3 separate regions of the Homo sapiens genome follow, and regions 1 and 3 are each linked to region 2. Evidence: chromatin loops called from intact Hi-C (ENCODE). Cell type or tissue: PC-3. All regions are shown on one strand.

Region 1 (8,000 bases), 210 kb after region 2:
GTGGCATTCAATGATATGCTTTCTTTTTACAATCATCATCATCCTCATGACACTAAAGCTTTTTACAATTGCAAATGGAAAATAAATGGCTGGATATAATCAAGAAATGGGTCCCTCTGCACTTTGCAGCTTTAATTGATGACAGTCATCATTCATCCAAAAGACTTATTGTTTTGTTTTGTTTTGGTAAAGTAGATTTTAAATCAATTACCATTCACCAGAAAGCAATTCTTTCTTTTTTTTAAAAATTTTACTTTAAGTTCCAGGATATATGTGCAGAATGTGCAGGATTATAACATAGGTATACATATGCCATAGTGGTTTGTGGCACCTATCAACCTGTCATCTAGGTCTTAAATCCCACATGCATTAGGTATTTGTCCTAATGCTATCCCTCCCCTTTCCTCCCACCCCCTGACAGGCCCCCGTGTGTGTTGCTTCCCTCCCTGTGTCCATGTGTTCTCATTGTTCAACCCCCACTTGTGAGTGAGAACAATGCAGTGTTTGGTTTTCTGCTCCTGTGTTAGTTTGCTGAGAATAATGGCTTTCGGCTTCATCCATGTCGCTGGAAAGGACATGATCTCATTATTTTTTATGGCTGCATAATATTCTATGGTTTATATGTACCACATTTTCTTCATCCAGTCTATCATTGATGGGCATTTGGATTGGTTCCAAGTCTTTGCTATTAAGTAGTGCTGCAATAAACATACGTGTGCATGTGTCTTTATAGTAGAATGATTTATAATCCTTTGGGTATACACCCAGTAATGGGGTTGCTGGGTCAAATGGTATTACTGGTTCTAGATCCTTCAGGAATCACCACACTGTTCTCCACAATGGTTGAAATAATTTACACTCCCACCAACAGTGTGAAAGTGTTCCTATTTCTCCACACTCTCGCCAGCATCTATTGTTTCCTGATTTTTTAATAATCGCCATTTTGACAGGTGGGAGGTGGTATCTCATAATGATTTTTATACGCATTTCTCTAATGATAAGTGATGATGAGCTTTTTTTCATATGTTTGTTGGCCGCATAAATGTCTTCTTTGGAGAAGTGTCTGTTCATATCCTTTGCCCACTTCTTGATGGGGTTGTTTGTTTTTTTCTCGTAAATTTGTTTAAGTTACTTGTAGATTATGGATATTAGACATTTGTCAGATGGGTAGACTGCAAAAAATTTCTCCCACTGCCTGTTCACTCTGATTCTAGTTTCTTTTGCTGTGAGGAAACTCTTTAGTTTAACTATACCCCGTTTGTCAAGTTTGGCTTTGGTTGCAATTGCTTTTGGTGTTTTAGTCATGAAGTTTTTGCCCATGTCTCTGTCCTGAATGGTATTGCCTATGTTTCCTGCTAGGCAAATAACTTAGAAGCAAGAGCAAACCAATTTAAAAGCTACCAGAAGACAAGAAATAACTAAGATCAGAGCAGAACTGAAGGAGATAGAGACACAAAAATCCCATGAAAAAAATCAATGAATCCAGGAGCTGGTTTTTTGAAAAAAAATTAACAAATTAGATATTCCACTAGCTAGACTAATAAAGAAGAAAAGAGAGAAGAATCAAATCGACACAATAAAAAATGATAAAGGGGATATCACCACTGATCTCACATAAATACAAACTGCAATCAGAGAATACAATAAAAACCTCTACACAAATAAACTAAAAAATCTAGAAGAAATGGATATATTCCTATACACACACATGCTCTCAAAACTTAACTAGGAAGAAGTTAAATCCCTGAAAAGACCAATAACAACTTCTGAAATTGCGGCAGTAATTAATAGTCTACCAACCAAAAAAAGCCCAGAACCAGATGGATTCACAGCCAAATTCTACAAGAGGTACAGAGAAGAGCTGGTTCCATTCCTTCTGAAATTATTCCAAACAATAGAAAAAGAAAGACTCCTCCATAACTCATTTTATGAGGCCAGCAGCATCCCGATACCAAACCTGGCAGAGACATAACAAAAAAAAAAAATTTCAGGCCATTATCCCTGATGAACATCGATGCAAAAATCCTCAACAAAATACTGGCAAACTGAATCTAGCAGCACATCAAAAAGCTTATCCACCATGATCAAGTCGGCTTCATCCATGGGATGCAAGGCTGGTTCACCATATGCAAGTCAATAAACGTAATCTGTCACATAAACAGAACCAATGACAAAAACCACATGATTATCTCAATAGATGTAGAAAAAGTCTTCGATAAAATTCAACATCCCTTCATGTTAAAAACTCTTAACAAACTAGGTATTGATGGAACATATCTCAAAATAATAAGAGCTATTTGTGAGATACCCATAGCCAATATCATACTGAATGGACAAAAGCTGGAAGAATTCCCTTTGAAAACCAGCACAAAACAAGGATGCCCTCTCTCACTGCTCCTATTTGACATAGTATTGGAAGTTCTGGCCAGGGCAATCAGGCAAGATAAAGAAATAAAGGCTACTTAAATAGGAATAGAGGAAGTCAAATTGTCTCTCTTTGCAAATGACATGATTCTGTATTTAGAAAACCCCATCGTCTCAGCCCCAAAACTCCTTAAGCTGATAAACAACTTTAGCAAAGTCTCAAGATCGAAAATCATTGTGCAAAAATCACAAGCATTCCTATACACCAACAACAGACAAGCAGAGAGCCAAATCGTAAATGAAATCCCATTCACAACTGCTACAAAATGAAGAAAATAGCTAGGATTACAACTTACAAGGGACGTGAAGGACCTCTTCAAGGAAAACTACAAACCAGTACTCAAGGAAACAAGAGAGGACACAAAGAAATGGAAAAACATTCCATGCTCATGATAGGAAGTATCAATATCATGAAAATAGCCATACTGCCCAAAGTAACTTATAGATTCAATGCTATTCCCATCAAGCTACCATTGACTTTCTCAGCAGAATTGGAAAAAACTACTTTAAGCTTCATATGGAACCAGAAATGAGCCTGCATAGCTAAGACAATCCTAAGCAAAAAGAACAAAGCTGGAGACATCACGCTACCTGACTTTAAACTATACTACAAGGCTACAGCAACCAAAATAGCATGGTACTGGTACCAAAACAGATATACACACTAATAGAACAAAACCCAGACCTCAGAAATAACACCACACATCTACAACCATCTGATCTTCAACAAACCTGACAAAAACAAGCAATGGGGAAAGGATTCCCTATTTAATAAATGATGCTTGGAAAACTGGCTAGCCATTTGCAGAAACTGAAACTGGACCCCTTCCTGGGGAAATTCAATAATACAAGGACAAAAGAAGTGAGAGCTGGACCAAACGTTAGATTATTACAGATTGTACCGTGCTGCCCCCTATAGTACAGGTGAGGAAATGCCGAACAGTTAAGTGATGCCTAGAGTTAAAATCTAAGTGTCAGAATCAAGACCAGAAAGCAGTTCACCTGAACCTAATGCTCTAGTCCATCATTCTGAGTCTCTTTCACTGCATAATTCCAAATCTGAATGCCATCTGGAAAGTTCTTGTAATAATACTGTGGATGGTTTCAATTTTGGAGCAGAGTATATGGAGACTAATTTCATCTCTTAGATTAACTATGTTTTGTTGCTGTTGTTTTTAAAATTTTTCTTGTTAACTTTTATTTTGTTATATATAATACATTTCTGAATTGCTAACTTAGCTTTACTTGAAGGCAAAAACAGAACAAATAAGCTCAATTCTCAAGATTATTTATTTTTATGAGAAATACTTGGGTTTGTTTATGCAATGTAAAGATGAAATATGAACAAACAACTCAGACAAATCTTGTTATTTCTCTCTTTAGATGCTGTACCTTCACAGGGGAGGGCAAGGTAGATAAATTTTGGTAATTTCATTAAAGGAATTTTGACCCTATAACTGAATTTCAGATGAAACTGCTCTATTCTCATACAGGTAAATATCCTCCCAGCCTGAGTAAAAGTATTAAAAATTTGCAATTAAAAGAAAGATCAGTATAATTATAATGAGAAAAAGCACTTGTGGCATTGCTGGTATAATTCAATATTAACATATTTTTGTAACTTACATTTTTATATATTATTAGTTTGTGTCTGAGTTAAACGAAGTCTTTGGAATTTATAACAAAAGCTTTCTTTCTTTCCAGGTAAAAGTTACTACTTATCCCAAGTAAGAACATATTTTCTTCTTCCTTATCCATTATCATAAAGTTATTAAGCATATATTCCAAAGTAAACTTCCTAAAAGTGAAAAGAAGGAGAAAATATAAAACATCATTGTTCTATCAACTTTGGGTCTAATCGACTTTGAGTCTAACAATCTCTTTCAGCATAAAACCAATATCACTACAAATGAATATATGTCTTCATTTTACAATGGATGCTTTCATTTTACTATTTGTTCACTTCGAAAAAAGGACAAAATATTTGTTCTATATATTTTGTATATAAAATATGTAGATTTATATATTTTATTTTAGTATTAATCATTTACTGCTTACGATCATTAATTGGTCTTGTGGAAAATTATCACATAGTCTATTTCTTTAAAACATTCTAATTCTTATTTGGCTATTGAGGTTTTCCATTTATATCTTGTTTGGTTTTATATCTCAGATGTATGCATTGTTTATGCATCCCAAACAAAAATTAGCTATTAAACACTCTTACATTATCAGGCTGATTTATATGGACAAACTGTGGTATCCTTAATATAGTTATTTGTGATTTTGAGTTATTTGTGATTTTATGGCTTCAAAAGGACTCACTGAGAACTCAGCTTATTGACTGTTTCAAGTTCAGATGAGAAATAAGAATGAACCAATATTTGGATAAAAGAAATGTAGCAAATATTGGATTAAATCCTACTCTATAAATGGAAAGACTTATTGAGCTATTTTTCTGTCTTAAAAAGGTAGCTCACTAAGGCGTAGTCAGGGTTGTGCACAGATTGTGGTTGCTGTGGCAGTTACTGTCAATTTACTTAGAATTTCTTCAATAAACAATTTTTAATTCCCTAGTCTGTTGCTTAGAAGAACTGAAGCATTCCTTTTAGGAAATTTATGTTTGATAAAATACTTATAAATCTCACAAAAACTCACCAGCATGTTCAAAGTCATGTAAATTAAATGAATTTTTAGTTGTCGAAGCCAAGAGACAGGTGCTGCATGGAGATTAATCAAGAGTGGTCTCAATGTTGTATCTGTTTCACTAATTCAACAAAGTCAGCTGAGGAACTCTATGAAGCCCAGGGCAAATTTCTTTACATATGTTTCTCTATTCTGTGCCATTTCACCATGGTGCCTTTATTTTGAAAACTTTGAAGACAATTTCTATTTTAGGATACCTTTTAAATTTCAGAAAGCCATAGGAGTTGGAGTACATTTTAAAAAACCCATCCCCTCAAGTATTTATCTGTTGAGTTAACAAACAGTCTAATTTTACTCAAGACATTTTAAAATGTACAATTAAGTTGTTATTGACTATAGTCACTCTATTGTGCTATCAAATAGTAGGTCTTATTCATTATTTCTAAGTATTTTTGCTGGGGTGGGGAGTTGAGGATGTTTAGTAAGTACAAAAAATAGAAAGCTTTAAAAATGATATTTTAATGAACTATTAACAGATCAGTAGGCAGTGGTTAGAAATTACCTCAGAATAAATGAGTACAGGATAGACATAGAAGAACATCAGAATCACGCCTGTAATCCTAGCACTTTGCGGGGCCGAGGCGGGCAGATCACGAGATCAGGAGATCAAGACCATTCTGGCTAACATGGTGAAACCCCGTCTGTACTAAAAATCCAAAAAAAATAGCCAGGCGTGGTGGCGGGCGCCTGTAGTCCCAGCTACTGGGGAGGTTGAGGCAGGAGAATGGCGTGAACCCGGGAGGCGGAGCTTGTAGTAAGCCGAGATGGTGCCACTGCACTCCAGACTGGGCGACAGAGTGAGACTCCGTCTCAAAAAACAAACAAACAAAAAAATCAGGAAAGATGTTACAGTGAATACAAAGAGGAGATAGAAAAAAAAAAGCGTTGAGATAAGTCGATGGAAGACAGAGGGAATGTATGCAATAAACTTCTACCTGGCTGTTTCTATAGACATTAAGAAAATGGGAAGAAGAATAAAAGCTGAAATGAGAAAGGAAATAGAGGTCATATATACACTACTGAAAAATGATAAAGAAAGAAAGTAATTGACTAGAATGTGCAAAACAGAGGCAGATGCAATCTGCAATTTTACCAGGACTTTGAATAAAACCAATTATAAAGGAGAGTTTTAGGACTTGAATGGAAAACTAAAGTGCTACTCTGATAAGTCTGCGTAGGAGATGGATTTTGTGCCCTCAATTTCTGAAATTAATTCTTATGTATTTTGCAACCAAAAGGTTCTGAAGCTGGTGTGCAAAGTCAAAAATAGTATAAAAGTTATTGTGAATAAAATGCTAAAAATCAGCATACACTCTCTTTTTTTGAGTCCTTTGGCGATTGTACACAGCAGGGCATTAAAATCATTTTGATTTCAAATGTTTTCCTGTATTGTGCATATAGGCACTTTCTGAAGACCTCACCTTGATAAATAAGTTTGCTTTTTAAAACTATAGATTTAACATCTGTAAATTGAAAAAACAGCTGTAAATTTAGTTGAATATGAAGTTATCAGTTTGGAAGATGACGGACAAAGGAAATTATTCATTATAAAAGGAATACCATAAAGTGTAGATGATGTAATACACCTGGTAATAGGCAATTCTGTTGAGCATTTGGAATGTGCATATTTTGAACAGTAAGCCCTTTCTTTTCATAAAAGCAAAGCAGTAAGTTCAATCGTGTCCTGAATAAGACATTAAGTAAGCTGAAATATTTTAATGAGAATGAGGGCATCTCCCTACATCAGAAGACAATAGATAAATGAGTTGTAACATCAAACGTAATACAAATAACTATAGCAAAGGAGGGTATACAGATGACTCATCACACGCTCTGACCAGGGTATATAAGCCTCCTACACATGCTGGTGTTCACACTCAGGATCTTGCCTTGAGCAGCATACCAACTCACCACTCCTGACACCATGAACTACTACGGCAACTACTATGGAGGCCTGGGCTACGGCTACGGAGGCTTCGATGACCTGGGCTATGGCTATGGCTGTGGATGTGGCAGCTTCCGCAGACTGGGCTATGGCGGTGGCTACGGAGGCTACGGATACGGCTCTGGCTTCGGAGGCTATGGATACCGCAGCTGCCGTCCATCATGCTATGGAGGATATGGATTCTCTGGATTTTATTGAAATCCTTCCCTGACAACCTAACATGAGGGGACATAAGAAGATCACCCAAACCTGACTGCAATAACAAACAAACGAGGTCACCCTGGATCAAGCCAAGATCAAGAGCAGTTAGCATCTAAGAGGTTTAAGAATACCTATCATTCCATAATTCTTTGCTTTATGTCTCTGGATGTGTCTTACTTGTACCTTTATAACTGTGGGGTTTCTCTGTTCCTTTTAGAATAAATTATGCTAACTGAAAGCAAATACACGACTTTTGTTTTTTGCTTGACTCAAAATGGCAAAGTGGTTATTTGTAATTATATCCAGTGAAAAAAGAACAAACTACTATACATATAGAAGTATATTATATATAACAAAATAATTTTGTATATACATGCACCTATCTATATAGCTGTATGTATGTGTGTGCATGTATATATTCACATTCAAAGGTCACAGTTGACCCTTGAATAATGTAGGGGTTAGCAGTACTGATTCCCCCATGCAGTTGAAAATCCACATATAACTTTTGACTCTCCAGAAACCTAACTACTGGTAGCCGACTGTTGACTGGAAGCCTCACTGATAACATAAACAGTTGATTAACACATACTTTGTGTTTTATATGCATTATATACTGTATTCTTACAATAAAGTAAATAAGAGAAAAGAAAATGTTATGAAAATAATAAGGAAGAGAATTTATATTTACTGTTTGTTAAGTGGAAGCGACTCATCATAAAGG
Region 2 (8,000 bases):
GTCAACACCAATTTGGGGCATGTTTTACCCCCTTGAAAGCCAGACCACTATGTAGATTAGTTGATCCTTAGCTTCTTAGAAATTTCTTCTTAACTTTCAATAACTCTTTTTCTCTTTATCTTTTCTACTCTACATAAAACTTGAGTTATTTAATTGTCAGTATCCACCACATATTTAATATTAAATAAATATGTACCTGTTAATTAGATATACTTCTAAATATACAAAATGAAGAAAGGAAGTGGAATGATATCATCCTTAGTGTAGAATAGTAGATTATTATCAGCCAAAGAAAAGGGAGGAGGAGAGAGAATCACTGAAACATTTTTTTTTTTTTTCGAGATGGAGTCTCGCTCTGTCACCCAGGCTGGAGTGCAGTGGCGCGATCTTGGCTCACTGCAACCTCCGCCTCCCAGGTTCAAGTGATTCTCCTGCTTCAGCCTCCCAAGTAGCTGGGATTGAGGCACCCGCCACCGCGCCTGGCTAATTTTTGTATTTTTAGTAGAGACGGGGTTTCACCATGTTGGCCAGGCTGGTCTCGAACTCCTGACCTTATAATCCACCCGCCTTGGCTACACACACACACACACACACACACACACGAACACAATGATTCTAATTCTAATTCCGTCGGCCTTTTCTCAAACATTCTCATAGACAGTTCTGTCACTTTTTTTGGGATTCTGGTTAATATGAACTCCTTAGGAGACTTTGCCTAACATTCCACTTGAAATAGAAATGACATTCTTACACTATTTCCCTGTTCATCACCTTGCATCTACTTCTCCTCTTCCTCCTCTTCTCCCTTCTCCTCCTCCTTCTACTTCTCCTCATATCTTTCTCTCTCTCAAAATCAAAGTCAAAAATCAGTTGTTTTTTTCTTCAGTTATATTTGTTACATAATTATAAAATTATTTAAGAAAGCCCGGTGACAGAGTGAGACTCATCTAAAAAAAAAAAAAATTCCTGACTCCATTCCTGTGGTGGCGAAGGAATTGCTCTATGAGACTGCTATGTATGATAAAGTGAGTCTAGGACTATTTATATGGGGATATCAAACAATTCTCCTCTATGGCAAAGTGTAGTCACAACATTTCTCTTTCTTAAAAAGCACAGGCTTTGGGGCAACAGAGAGTGACATTAGATGCCAATGTTCCCATTCCTAGCTGTGCATGTGTCAGAAAACTTCTTAATCTTCATATTTCATAAGTCTCCTCTTCCATTCAAACAAAAAGGTTATAAACACTGATGTCAGAGGACTGTTGCCATAGTTAATGAGATAGTATACTTAGCATGTAGCATGATACGTAATAATAGGATTTTGTTTTTGTTGGCAAATGACTCCTTATGTATGTTGTTTTGCAGCAAACAATGTAATGCTTCATCTATGCTAACTTTTGAGAGGTAGCAGCCTCCAAATTAAGTCATCTGATTTTATTATTCTTTCCTTTTTTTTTTTTTTTTTTGGTCTCATGCTTTTGTTGGAATTCATGGAGTACATAAAAATTACTAGAGCAACCGAACTCTAAGGATTTCCCTGTTTTTATTTAGCTCTTACTTTTTTTTTTTTTTTTTTTCTCTTTCTGAGACAGAGTCTTGCTCTGTCACCCAGGCTGGAGTGCAGTGGTGTGATCTCCGCTCACTGCAACCTCTGCCTCTCGGGTTCAAGCAATTCTCCTGCCTCAGCCTCCTGAGTAGCTGGGATTACAGGCACCTGCCACCATGCCAGGCTAATTTTTGTATTTTTGTTAGAGACAGTTTCCCCATGTTTGGCCAGGGTGGTCTCGAACTCCTGACTTTTAGTGATCTGCCTGCCTCTGCCTCCCAAAGTGCTGGAATTACAGGTGTGAGCCACCACACCTGGCCTGTTTTTACTTAGTTCTAAATATACAGATACTTAGAAGCATGTGTGAGATTTTAAATTTTAGTAGTTAGAAATTACTTGGAGTTATTTTGGTTTTCTTATTTAAAAAATAATATATATCAAAATAATATGTATATTCATTTTACTTAAGAACAAAAAGGATAACATCATCTCACACTACATATGTGCTGTATCATCTTCACTCATAGGCTTCATGTAGTCCTCTAACCTCTACTGAACTCTATTTGAGAACTTCATCATAGAAAAAGTAATAACTTTAGAATCTTGACTGCAAAGCAGAGTGTGACATACTGGAGTATACCGTTACATTGCTTGAGTGATTTTTTAAAATAATTACTGTATTTTTTGAGTATTTTGCAATAGTGTTTTCAAATTAAAGCCCAACAAAATGGTGAAATGCCTCTGAGAAAATGGATTATACAAAAACGAGGCCAGGCATGGTGGTTCACGCCTGTAATCCCAGCACTTTGGGAGGTCAAGGCGGATGGATCACAAGGTCAGGAGTTCAAGACCAGCCTGGCCAACATGATGAAACCCAGTCTCTACTAAAAATACAAAAATTAGCTGGGCATGGTGGTGGTGCCTGTAGTCCCGGCTACTGGGGAGGCTGAGGCAGGATAATCGCTTGAACCCAGGAGGTGGAGCTTGCAGTAAGCCGAGATCACACCATTGCATTCCAGCCTGGGCGACAGAGCATGACTCCGTCTCAAAAAAAAAAAAAAAAAAAAGAAAGAAACATTTCATTACCATTTGAGATTATTTACCAATGCAAGATCAGAAATATGGTCCTTTTAAACTCTAAATCATTACAAATAATCTTCACTCTCAACAACAGCAACGACCAAAAGTAGACAAGGTGATTGCACTCCATTGTCGATAAAATCAACTTAAGGCTATGTTGTCTTACATCATTTTTCCTTGATATTTGTATTCACTAGAAACTACGAATATGTAAAATAAGAATTTGATGTATAGAATTATCATCTATCAATTAGAATATCAAATTTTCCTGTGAAATCAAACAACAATAATACAAACTTCAATTTTAAATAGAAAATGTAATGTTAACAGTTTATAAATGGAAACAAATTTGCTGGTTGCTGTGTTATCCATAGTGTAACTTCAGTTATACAGCAATGAAAATGCTGCAATAAAAAGTATCTGCTTTTCTTGCTGGTGAATCATATACATTGCACTTTTCAAGGAGGAAACAGTATTTTCAAATGGGAATAGAAGTAAATATCAGCTAAGGTAAGAAAATACATAGTTAAAGCCCATCCCACGCCCACCATTGTCTGTTAAAATTCCACACATATTTTTCCAATTGTGTACCAAGAATCTAAGTAACGCAAAGTGATGCAAAACCTAAATGGTTTAGGTCATCATATATTAATATAAATTACACAGTTAATTCATACATTATTACAATCAACTGTGATGACTTGGTTATGAATGTTCTTTTAATAAGATAATAGGAAAAACATTACTGTGGTGGAGGCAAAGTAGAAAGGAAAATGGTAAATAGAATCAGAAATTTGTATTCACCATTATCTTCACTTTCCTCTCCTTCACTGACTTTTTATTTCAAAGAACAGAGTGCCTAACTCTCTTTTTCTAAAATGTCCTTTCTAGTTAGATGGTTTATCAAAGGGAACACCACATAGGAAACACAGGGATATATATTCCAGGCCACAAATTTTCTCCCTGGAAAATTTATGTCTGTGGATCCCTGTTCTCTTCTTTTCCCTTTGTATGAGTCAGCTGTAACTTACTGCACTTTTGGTGTTCTTTCGACTCATGCCCCCTTCTTAGGACAGATGGCATGTTCCCGCACTCTCTAGCATCAGAGAATTATGGCCTCCTCTTCAGCTAGAGGGCAGTAAAAAGTCACTCCAAGGGACAAATGATAGAAGAGTTGACTCAAAACAAAACGAGACCTCAGCTTTTAACTATACTATATGGGAATGAAAATCAAACAACCAAAACCAAACAGACAAATTCAATTAACCTTATATCCTTTTTCAGTCCAGACTGACATAGTTGAAGGTCATCTTCTTCCACAGAGGATCTGTTGCTTGAGGTACAACCACATGGAGATGCTAATTCTATCATTATTACGTTTTCATAAGATTTAAGGCCCTCCAAGTCAGAAATGATCTAACAAGCTGACTTATGAGAACTTGGCAGAAAAGTAATTTAAAAAAGATGTGATAGTAGTCTTCAAATCTCAAAAGGTATTAACGAAAATAAAATGAATTACTTAAGAGAAACTTTGAGATGGCCTTAAATGTCATTCCCTCAAAGCGTTCTTTATATAAGTCAATTTAGATAATGACCACTTGAATGTTCCGCCCAAAGCTGAACAGTTGGTTTGTGGTAGAGAGACGAGGAAAAGTTACAAACAGGAACTGAATGCTTATGGTAAGCACTAGGAAAACAAACAGGTATAAGACATGGAACTGATCATTCAAGACAGCACAGTGCACTGGCAAAATTGGAATCTGTATCTACAACTCAAATGTCATGGGGGCAATGCTAAAACTGCAAGTAATCTTTATGATTCACACATGCCAAGAAGACCACACAGAAGTTTGGAGTCAGAGCCATAAATTGTAATAAACTATTTCCCTGAAAATTCTCATCTGCATTCTCTCTAGAGAACTTTAGAGGGCTGATTGAGGATGCAAGCGCATGGGGTCCTGGACATCTCTAGCTTTCATTGTACCCATTATGTATCTTTAAATAATCGAAGTGATTCCCACCATTAGTAAAATCCATACTTTGTTTTTTTATTTATTTTCAGTTTTTATGGATACATAATAGTTATACATATTTATAGTTGCATGTGATATTTTGATCCATGAATACTATGTGTAATGATCAAATCAGGGTAGTTGGAATATCCATCACTTGAAACATTTATTATTACTTTGTGTTGAGATTATTCCGATTTCACTCTTCTAGCTATTTCGAAATATAAAATAAATAATTGTTAACTATAATTGCCCTATTTTCCTATCAAATGCTAGATCTTATTCCTTCTATCTAACTGTATCTTTGTACTCATTGTCCAACCCTTCTTTATCCTTCCTCTCCAGCGCTGTTCTCAGTCTCTGGTAGCCATCATTGAACTCTTGAGATCAATTATTTTAGCTCCTACTTATGGGTGAGAACATGCTCTTTTTGTATTTTTGTGTCTGGCTTATTTTATGTATCATAATGTCCTCCAATTCCATCCATATTATTACAAATGCTAGGATTTATTTATTTTCTTTTTCTTATCTTTTTTTTTCGGTTTTCTTTCTTTTTTTAAATTGGGTCTTTCTCAGTTACCTAGGCTGGAGTGCATTGGGACTATCACAGCTCATTGCAGCCTCGATCTCCTGGGTTCAAGTGATCCTCCTGTGCCTCAGCCTCCCAAGCGGCTGGAACTACAAGCATGCATCACTGTTTTTTTTTTTTTGGAGAGACAGGGTCTCTCTCTGTGTTGCCTAGGCTGGTCTCAAACTCCTAGGCTTAGGCAATCCATTCATCAATTTTGATGGACACTTAGTTTTATTCAATATTTTAATTATTATAAATAGTGCTGCAATAAACATGGGAGTGCAGATATCTCTTGGCTATATGAACTTCCTTTCTTTTGGATATATACCTAGCAGTGGGATTGCTGTAATTTATGGCAGTTTTATTTTTGTTTTTTTGAGACACCTCCACACTTTTTCCCATAGTAGCTATGCTAATTTACATTCTTCACAGAAATAGAAACATAATCCTAAAATTTATATAGAACCATAAAAGATCCAGAATAGCCAAAGCAATTCTTAGCAACAACAACAACAACAAACAAACAAAAAAACAAAACAAAGCTGAAGGCTTTACATTACTTGACTTCAAATTATACTACAAAGCCATAGTAACTAAAACAGCACGGTAGTGTCATAAAAACAGACACATTGAACAACGGAACAAAGTTGAAAAACCAGAAATAAATTCATGAATGTAATCTAAGAATTTATAGTCAATGTATTTTTGACAAAAATGTCAAGAACATACATTGGGGAAAGGACAGAGTATTCAAAAGTATATACTTTGACTTACTTTCTGGGAAAAAATGTAGCTGTTTTACTGGCTTTCATAGTTTCATTCTTTAGTATCTTGTTGTATACACAAAATATACTTATGTAAAGGCAGTCTAAGACCAAAAACTCAAGGAACTTCTGCGAGAATCCAACAAAAAGAATAAAATATAAACATTAAAATTTTGCCTCACACATTTTATAGGTTTGAATTAGGCTTTACACAACTTCTAATATTGATTTTATATTGCGTAATGCAAAACCAAATTGCCACTTCAGGTAAAGAAAGTGGAGGAATAAACATCTGTAAAAAAACAGTGTAAAAAATAGTGTAAAAATAGTGTAAAAAATAGCTAATAGAAAATTTCATCTGTAAATTTATTATAATTTACATCTCATCAGATGTAATGCTTATACTTCAAAGGTAACATCAAAATCCATAAATTTTTGCTAGTGATGGTCATGAAAGACTTTGTCATTACATTAGCCCATGATGTGGTTTTGAAATCCATTGGCTAAGTTGTGTAGGCCAAGTATGGAGTGCAGAAATCTTTGCTGAAGCTAGGAATTTAGCATAATTCTGCTATCTTCTTTGAGACCTTGCTAACTTTTTAGTGTCCTGGAGTGGTACATAGCTTCTTGCTGCTCCAGGGACAGAACTCATGCTTCTTTCTTTGTAAGGGCGTTAGGTGAAACTTCTCTCTGTTTCTTTTTTACTCTTTTGTATTCCTACTCTGCTCCCTCAACAATATTAAAACCCTTTATTCTCTCTATTTTCAAGACACTTAGATTTTAACAAATAAATATGCTCCATCTAAATTTTCTCCTATGTGACTGTTTTTGATGAGGGAAGGTACAATATAGAAAGAACAAACCAAACACATTTCCTATAACTTTTCTTGCCCAGTGCCCTTCCTCAGACACTGCAGAGTGCCTGGGAGGTTGTGGGGTACTGGCAAATAGCAGTGGTTCTATAAAAAGTAAAGGTGCTAACAGTCAATGATCTCGGATTTTCACTGAGCAAATCCTGTTTAATTAGAAAATCTATACACTTCTTCAGGGAGACTGTGTAACATGTCTCCTCATGTGCTGAGCGACAACATTGACCTCCTCCTTCTCAGTCTGTCTGTTCACCTTTCACGGTATTGCCTGTCAACACCCTGTGGGCCACACGTGAGGCCATGTCACCAGCTGTGCATTCTGTCAAATATTCTTTTAAGAAAGTAAATGGATAAAGAACACATCTGAATGGCAACTTTTTTTTTTTTTACAGATGTTTATTCCTCCACTTTCTTTACCTGAAGAAATCCTTCTCATGAATTAGGATTTAATTATCTTTATTGGTATTTTTCACCTATTTTTAGTTTTCTGGTTTCATAGTATCCCATGAACATGCCTATTATATTACCTAACCTTTTTGTATTCTTTCCTTCTCTTCTTCTTTTCTCGTCCCCTTCTTGCCTCTCCTTTCCCTTCCCCTCCTCTTTCCTCTCCTCCTCTTCCTCTCCTCTCCCCTTCGTTTCCTGATATAGTTTGGCTGTGTCCCCACCCAAATCTCTATTGAATTGTAGCTCTCATAATTCCCAAGTGTCATAGGAGAAACCTGGTGGAGGTAGTTGAATCATGAGGGTGGGTTTTTCCCATGCTGTTCTCATGATAGTGAATAACACTCATGAGATCTGATGGAATTCCCCTAGAGGCAAGCTGTCTCTTGCCTGCTGTCATGGAAGACGTGACTTTGCTCCTCATTGACCTTCTGACACGATTGTGAGACCTCCCCAGCTGTCTGTAACTGTGAGTCAATTAAACCTCTTTCCTTTATAAATTACCCAGTCTTGGGTATGTCTTTATTAGCAGTCTGAGAATGGACTAATACATTTCCCTTCTCTTTTACTTGCATGCACATACTTGTTTCCCTTACAGCATGATAGCACGCCTCATGGACACAATGTGAAGAGTATGGTAATATATGATTTATATTTGTTAAATGAAACACTGAACATGTTAGTAACTGGATAAAATGGGCAAAATAAGCAATT
Region 3 (8,000 bases), 92 kb after region 2:
GATGCAGGAACAAATAAATGACTTAAAGTTGGAATTTATATTTAAACAGGAAGCAGAGCACAAAAGTTTGGAAAAGTTGCAGCCTGGTTATGTGCCAAAGAAAGAAAAGTGTTTTTCTGGAGAGGAATTCAAGCAGGCTGTAGTGCTACCACTTACTAGAGATATTTGCATAATTACAAAGGAGCCAAGTGCTAATAGCCAAGACAATGAGGAAAAGGCCTCAAGAATATTTCAGAGACCTTCACGGCAGCCCCTCCCATCACAGGCCCAGAAGCCTAGCAGGAAAGAACAGTTTCCTGGACCATGCCCGGGGCCCTGCTGCCCCTGTGCAGCCTTAGGACAACACTGTCCACATACCTGCTATTCCGACTGCAGCCTTGGCTCAAAGGGGCTCAGGTATAGCTCAGGCTGCTGCTCTGGATGGTGCAAGCCATAAGCCTTGGTGGCTTCCAATGGTGTTAAGCCTGCTGGTTCACAGAGTGCAAGAGTGGTGGATTCTTGGTAACCTCTGCCTAGATTTCAAAGGATGTATGAAAAAGCCTGGGTGTCCAGGCAGATTCCTGCTACAGCATGGAGCCCCCACAGAGAAACTCTAGTAGGACAGTGTGGAGGGGAAATATGGGATTGGAGGCTTCACACAGAGTCCCCACTGGGGCACTGCCTAGTAGAGCTGTGAAAAGGCCATCTCTCTCCAGATGGTACTCTATGCCTAGAAAAGTTACAAGAACTCTGCAACAACCTATGAGAGCAGCTACCAGGACTGCACCATGCAAAGCCACAGGGGTGGAGTTGTCCAAGGCCTTGGTAGCCCACCCCTTGGACCAGTGTGCCCTGGATGTAGGATATGGAGTCAAAGGAGATTATTTTGGATTTTTAAGATTTAATGACTACCCTGTTGGGTTTCATACTTGCATGAGGCCTGTAGCCCATTTATTTTGACCAATTTCTCCCTTTTGAAATGGGAATGTTTACTCAATGCCTATACCCCCATTGCATCTTGGAAGCAGATAACTTTTTAAAAAACAATTTTACAGGTTCATAGGTGCAAGGGATTTGCCTTGTCTCAGATGAGACTTTGGAGTTTTGAGCAAATACTGGAATGAGTTAAGACTTAAGAGGGTCTGTTGGGAAGACATAATTATATTTTGCAATGTGAGAAGGATATGAGATTTGGGGGAGGCCAGGGATGGAATGATATAGTTTGGCTATGTGGTCCCACCCAAATCTCATATTGAATTGTAATACCCATTGCTGGAGGTGGGCCTTGGTGAGAGGTGTTTGGATCACGGAGGCAGATTCCTTATGGCCTGGTGCTGTCTTTGTGATAGTATGATAGTGAGTGGTCATGAGAGCTGGTCATTTGAAAGTATCTGGCACCTCCCTGCTCTGCATTTGCTCCTGCTTTTGACACATGATATGCCTGCTCCCTCTTCACCTTTTGCCATGATTGGAAGCTTCCTGAGGCAACCCCCAGAAACAGATGCCACAGTGCTTCTTGTGCAGCCTGCAGAACCATGAGACGATGAAACCCCTATTCTTACAAGTAACGCAGTCTTAGATATTTCTTTACAGCAATGCAAGAATGGCCTAATACAGTTCCTAGTGTCTACAGCTGTCCTCGTGCTCTGGTGTGTTGGGAAAGCTGGTCGCTTGCATGCAGTCTTTTGATTCCCACTTAACGCTATAAAAATGGGTCTTGTTCCTGGAACACTTCCTTGCCAAAAGACAAAAAGCCTACAGGGCTGAGCATGGTGTCTCATGCCTGTAATCCCGCACTTTGGGAGGCCGAGGCAGGTGGATCACCTGAGGTCAGAAGTTCAAGATCAGCCTGGCCAACATGGTGAAACCCTGTCTCTACAAAAATACAAAAAAAAAAAAAAATTAGCTTGGCGTGATGGCAGATGCCTGCAATCCCAGCTACTCAGGAGGCTGAGGCAGGGGAATCCCTTGAACCTGGGAGGTGGAGTCTGAAGTGAGCCGAGATTGCACCACTGCGTTCCAGCCTGGGAAAGAGAGAGAGACTCCGTCCAAAAAAAAAAAAAAAAAAAAAAGGCCTATATAATCAGTGCCAGGTTTATCATCTTGTGTAGGGATGCATTACCTGTTTGAAGCTCAGTGTGTGCCTAAGATTGTAAGTCAATGGCTCTCAGGCAAGACGTGCTCCTAGCTTTCAGTATCTCAGACTCCATGGGTGATGGGGAGGGGTCCTTTTACTGTGGCTCCAGAAGGGTGTGCATAGTCTCATTGCCTTGTGTGGCAACCTGGGGACCCGCTAGCTATGAGGGATGGGCACACGCTGTTGGAGCTGATCTCACCTTGTCTCTTCTGATGTGAGTAAAAGCATTGCTCCATCCTGTGCTTGATGCTGTTGTGTTTCCCTTGGCAACTCTGTTACCAAGATGCAGTGGGCAAAAGTGTTTGGACTTTTATTCCTAATGCTGGCATTGGGATGAGCTTTGTTATCCTCCAGGAAGTGGGAGTCCTCCTCTGGTATTGAGAACCTGGCACAGTGTTGTACACACCATGGAGTGAGGTATTTGAATAAAGCAACTGAAAATGGACACGAGGAACACATAATTACATATGTGAGTTTCGAATTCTGTTCAGAAGGCAACTGGATGAAGCAGGTGCCTAATGCAGAGAGCGAACCCCTCTCTCTTTTTTCCTTTTTTTTCAGACACGGTCTCACTCTCTTGCCCAGGTTGGAGTGTAGTGACATGATCTCGGCTCACTGCAACCTCCGCCTCCCAGATTCAAGTGATTCTCCTGCCTTAGCCTCCCGGAGTACCTGGGATTACAGGCGTGGACCACCACGCCCAGCTAACTTTTGTATTTTTAGTAGAGATGGGGTTGCACCATGTTGGCCAGGCTGGTCTCCAACTCCTGACCTCAGGTGATCTGCCTGACTCGGCCTCCCAAAGTGCTGGGATTACAGGCATCAGCCACTGCTTCCAGCCCACAGAACACCTCTCTCTAGTGAAAGAGCTTAGATTCTCTCCAAGAAGAAGCTATCAATCAGATTAGGCTTTAAGATGAACAGCATTTGAAGTACTTCTCACTGACAGGCTGGATAGCAGATGTAAGAAGCAAAAGAGGTGGATTTGAAAAAAACGAATAGAGAAGACACAGTGATGTGTCTAGTTGACTGAAACATAGCTACACAATGATATTCACATGGAATTGCTTGAAGGATAGCATAGCTAAATATGGCTGAAGTAATGCATATATACATCATGTATTAAGCAGTTATTGTATTCCATTTTGAAGAAATGGTTTTGATCTGTTTAACAGAATGATCAAAGAGCGATGCATATAATTTGTTTCTCAGTCTATTCACAGTCATAATATAGACGAGTGAGACACTGGGAATGTCCATATTTCCTCTTATGCAAAAGCTATGCTCTATCCCGAGTACTCCACACAGAGCATACAAACAGACAGCCAATACTCTGGGCAAAATAACTTTACTTGTATATCAAGACTTTTGTGATAGTTCATTCCTACTTCCACATTCTGCTATAAAAAATAAGAAATTCTAGAAAGACATGAAATTTTCAACATGATTCATTGTCATTCATTTATTTATTCAAAATATTTATTAGGCGGCAACTATTCTAGCTGCAGGGCTGTGATCCTTTATCAATGATAGGGTGTGGAATAATGTGTTTTTTTATTATTCATCACTTGAGAATGTGTCAGTTAGGCAAGAGACTTTGAGAAAAATCCACTGTATCAGATAAAACACTGGAGGAGGATATTTTAAATCAGTTGTTGATGTAGTAAAATAGGGCTTCTTAAAATATGGGAAAAAATACATTTCCCACATCATGCCATTAAAAGTTTTAAAAATAATGAATACTTTTCTTTGAACTCTCTGGAGTGCTTGCATCACGTGTATTGATATTTAAGAATATTGTGTGAATCATACATAGGATGTTGAGAAACATTGCTCCTCACTGACGTTTTATGAATTGGAGATTCCTATTCCTTATTAGGTTGGCTTGGAGAAGAAAACTAGAATAATTAAGGCCAGGTGCGGTGGCTCACGCCTGTAATCCCAGCACTTTGGGAGGCCAAGGTAGGTGGATCACCTGAGGTCAGGAGTTCGAAATTAGCCTGGCCAACATGGTGAAACCCAGTCTCTACTAAAAATACAAAAAATTAGCAGGGCCTGGTGGCATTTGCCTGTAATTCCAGCTACTTGGGAGGCTGAGGCAGGAGGATCACTTGAACCCAGGAGATGGAGAATACAGTGAGCTAAGATCGCACAACTGCACTCCAGCCTGGGCAACAAGAGTGAAACTCTGTCTCAAAAAAAAAAAAAAGCTAGAATAATTCAAAAAAGCAGTTTTGTTTTCTTTAAATTAGAAATTGGATGAACAAGGTTAATATATCCCAATGCAAGTGAAAGGTGGACCTGAGATACGTGTTGTCCTCTTTTGCTATAGAACTGAGAGGAGCAGCAAGAAGTGTGGAAAGCAGAAAAGACAATTTCTATCCACCTGAAGGCACAGATCTGAATGAGACAACCTAGCTGTGGGGTTTTAGAAAGATAGCCCTAGCATATGTTAACAGGAAATGGGACTATTATTGTGTCAAATGACATTTTGCTTCCTTATGTATAGGTAATAATGCTGCCTGTAGGTACATTTGAAAGTAGCTTTTATACCCATGTTATTATAATGGACTGATGATTTTATGCTTATCTTTTTTGAAACAGTGTCATCTCAGAATAGCATGAAAGGCAGCGCCCAAAAGCAGTTCCTCACAGTTCTATACAAATTAATGTAGAATAAAGTAGAACCATCCTGAATATGAGAAAACAATCAATTAAAATAGAACTTAAATTTTTTTCATATGAAAGATACTGATTGAAAATATAAAATAAATTTATTGGTAGCACAATATTAAAGATAAAACTTACCTATAATTTTTGACGAATTTTTGGCTCTTTTCATGAATTCAGAAGCATGACAGGTCTGAACTTTGTGTTCTTCAAGTTCACCAGGATGAGCTATCAGAGTTTGTATAGCAAATATAATTACTCACGTGAAAAATTATAGAAACAGAATCAGGAAATCAAGCTGGAGGAGTGCAGTAGACTGAACTGCTCTAGGTGTTCCTCAGTGGAATCCATGGTGTCATTACCTGGCAGAGTAAGATGAGTGGCAGCCATGTCTGCACCTGCCATACTCAGCCACAGCCACAGTCCTTCCCATAGTCACAGCCACAGCCAAGCCGCAGCCCAGGCCACCAGAAAGATGGCTGTAGTAGGACATGGTGTTCAGAAGTGGATGTTTCAGTTGTGGATCAGGGAATTATTTTTCTCAGTTTGAATGTCACCATCTGCAAATGAAATTTTATACATCTTCAATAGTGTATGAGGCCGTTTGGTTTCATATTTCAGAGAAAGCTGCATAATAAAACTTGACGAAATTTATTTCAGTAAGTACAGATATCCTTATAAAAATGTAACTATTTTGTCTGAAACTCAATAATAATGTTACATGCCCTTAATTAGAAGATGCTTCCTGTGTCTTGGTGATCTTCTCACTCTTGTTTGTTATTAAAGTCTAGACTCAGGTTCCTTAAAATGTTAACAATATGCAAGCCCTCTGATCCAGATTTTTTTCTTTACTTCTAATGATTTCTACTGGTGAGTCAAATATGCAAACAGAAACTGGAAGTATATTTATTTGAGTGAGGAAGTGATACAAGTGGAAAGTTATCTGAAGTAAAATATCTTGTAAATTACACAATTTCTTTCCTTGGGGTAAATAACTTTTCATCCCAAATAATATTTTATATTGATTATTAACAGTGAACTGACCACATTTACAATAAAATGCTAATATAAAGTCACATATGTTTTTTTTTATCTTGAGAGTCTTATTTATTTGTTAGCATGATTTTGCTTCTATGTCAGATCACTGTAAACATTTATTTAGAAATCGAAGTATTGGTGTGAGATCTCCCACATCTCACCTCTCGGGTTCCCGTATTTTCACATTTGTTTTGATGTTCTCTTTGGACTTCTCCAGGAAAGCGTTTTTGAGACAGTGGAAAATAAATATATGAAATAGGGTAGTGGATCCATATAGCAGTCACCTGGGGGAATAAGGAGTATTTGTTGTAAACAAGTAAGGACACACATCTGAGGACTAAGATAAGTACTTAGTACATACATCTAAGTAAACACACATCTAAGTGCTAAGCTTGACCTAGAGGACTTCCTGTTCCAACTTTTAGCTTAAATATTTACATTTAATAATTTGGTGCTTTTTCTGACAAACTTAAAACCAATAGATGTTGTTATTTAAAAAAAATAAAACATACAGTGGATCTCTTATTGCCTAAACAAGATCACATACTAATCTGCAGTAACAAGCAAGTGGACATACATAAATATATATGTACATTTTAAAAGGTGCTTATATATTAAAAAGAATTTTATTATGATGTTTTGATATAACTGACCTGAGATGTTCATTATAGTACTATGCTGGTTACCAATATTGTTTGCCAAACTTGATGGACTCTAGTGGTAATAAAGATGAATAGTTGCTTTGTTTTCACTATTCTCCCCTTCTTTGAATATAATAGTTCTTTTTTTATGCTGGGCATGATCAACTTAGGAAAAAAATCCTCTAAATTTCCCAAGCTTCTTTGAAACCCACTCTAGTCATGTGATGAAGTTCTGAACAATGCATAAAATTTAAGGTATAATATGACGGCTTTCTGGATCCTTCCTTAAGATTCAAGTTGCATGGAGTCTATCATCTTCTTTGTATATTTCTTGGTCCTCTTCCCTAGGACACAAATGCCACCATCTTTGACTATGAAGATGAAGGTTACATCTTATGAATGATGAAGCAATGATTTAGAATGAGTCTGGGTCACTGAGGACTAGAAACCAGCTAGAGATGACTTAAATCCAGACTTTGATTATGTGAAAGAGAAATACATTCTTAAAATGTACACTATTTCTATCACTTGCAATAAATTCTACTCCTATCTAATACAACAATATAGAAAAAGGAATGAGAAAATTCTGCTAGGAACCAAATTTTAGACAGTGTTTCCACTTAAAAATTAAATATATCCCTGGGAACGATGGCAGCAAATATAAGAAAAGAAAAGCCATGGGCTATATTATTCTCTTTTAAAAGAATCTCGTTTATGCTATACAGATTAATTGCCCCTAGAAAGTGAATTTTAAGTAGGGTTAGTCACTTGAGTTCTTATATTTGAGATATTGAAGACTTTGTCACTTTTCTTTTAAAATTCTTGTTGGAATATGTATCTATTATTTGAACCATACTTTTTAAAACCAACACACAGAGAGTCAAAGAGCATAGTGTTATTTCCTAATTAAATAACTCCCATATTTGAGGATTTAAACCAAAATATTTCAGGCATGCTTCTGTCTCAAGTAACGTACCACCAAGAAATAATGGTGGATAGGATTAGTTTGTTTGGAGTAATGATTTTAAAACTCTTCGATCATAAAAGAACTTACTGAGGATCTTGAAAAGCCATTCTTTATGTGTTATATTTACTGATATTCATCTTTTTAAAATTAAAATTGATGATTTTAAAATATGAGTTAATCAATTTCAAAATAACAGTCATAATTTCATATTTTTAGAAACATAATTTTTTTAGAGCAAAAACTTCTTAGGAATAGTGGAATGTTTTACATGTTTGGTCAATCTCTTTAATGTCTCGCTTAATGGAAGACAGTTTCTCATATCTGATTTAGCTTTTAGTCTGTTGTGATAACATGCATATATCTGGAAAATTCCACCGTTCATTCATGAATGTATGGCAGTAAAAATGAAAAATGTATTATGAAAATAATTTTGCCCTTATCGAGACCTCAAAAGGGTCTTTGGTTCCCACATGCGTCCCTAGACCACACCTTGAGAAAATTTGGTCGAGAGCAGAGATCTTCAAACTTGTGAGATGAGAAAACCATACTGTAAATATTTTGAACCTGC

What was found. A loop is a pair of places that touch in the nucleus more often than their neighbours do. Peaks named below come from ENCODE experiments on the same cell type or tissue, not always from the same donor. Only the 100,000 strongest peaks of a DNase experiment are listed, where the experiment ranks them.
Region 1: it touches region 2 in a loop (9-fold over the local background); 1 of 110 quality-filtered maps calls a loop at or near these places.
Region 3: it touches region 2 in a loop (8-fold over the local background); 1 of 110 quality-filtered maps calls a loop at or near these places.

What each region holds. Positions count from the first base shown.
Region 1 is chr21:30,501,145-30,509,144 of GRCh38, reverse strand. KRTAP19-5 (keratin associated protein 19-5) reads left to right here and starts at 7,004. Exons shown (of 1, transcript NM_181611.3): 1 at 7,004-7,488. The coding sequence starts at 7,055. The coding sequence ends at 7,273. In PC-3, CTCF peaks have their summits at 3,144 and 3,348; a DNase peak (open chromatin) is centred at 3,334.
Region 2 is chr21:30,710,364-30,718,363 of GRCh38, reverse strand. All of the region lies in intron 2 of LOC105372773 (a long non-coding RNA gene), which reads left to right. Among named protein-coding and RNA genes, the nearest start is that of KRTAP21-3, 4.4 kb to the left of the region's middle. In PC-3, a CTCF peak has its summit at 3,761; DNase peaks (open chromatin) are centred at 3,163 and 3,713; H3K27ac peaks cover 2,941 bases.
Region 3 is chr21:30,617,937-30,625,936 of GRCh38, reverse strand. KRTAP20-4 (keratin associated protein 20-4) reads right to left here and starts at 5,310. Exons shown (of 1, transcript NM_001350977.1): 1 at 5,087-5,310. The coding sequence starts at 5,279. The coding sequence ends at 5,145. In PC-3, no CTCF peak of the experiment used is centred here; DNase peaks (open chromatin) are centred at 3,676, 3,926 and 5,656; H3K4me3 peaks cover 1,109 bases; H3K27ac peaks cover 4,425 bases.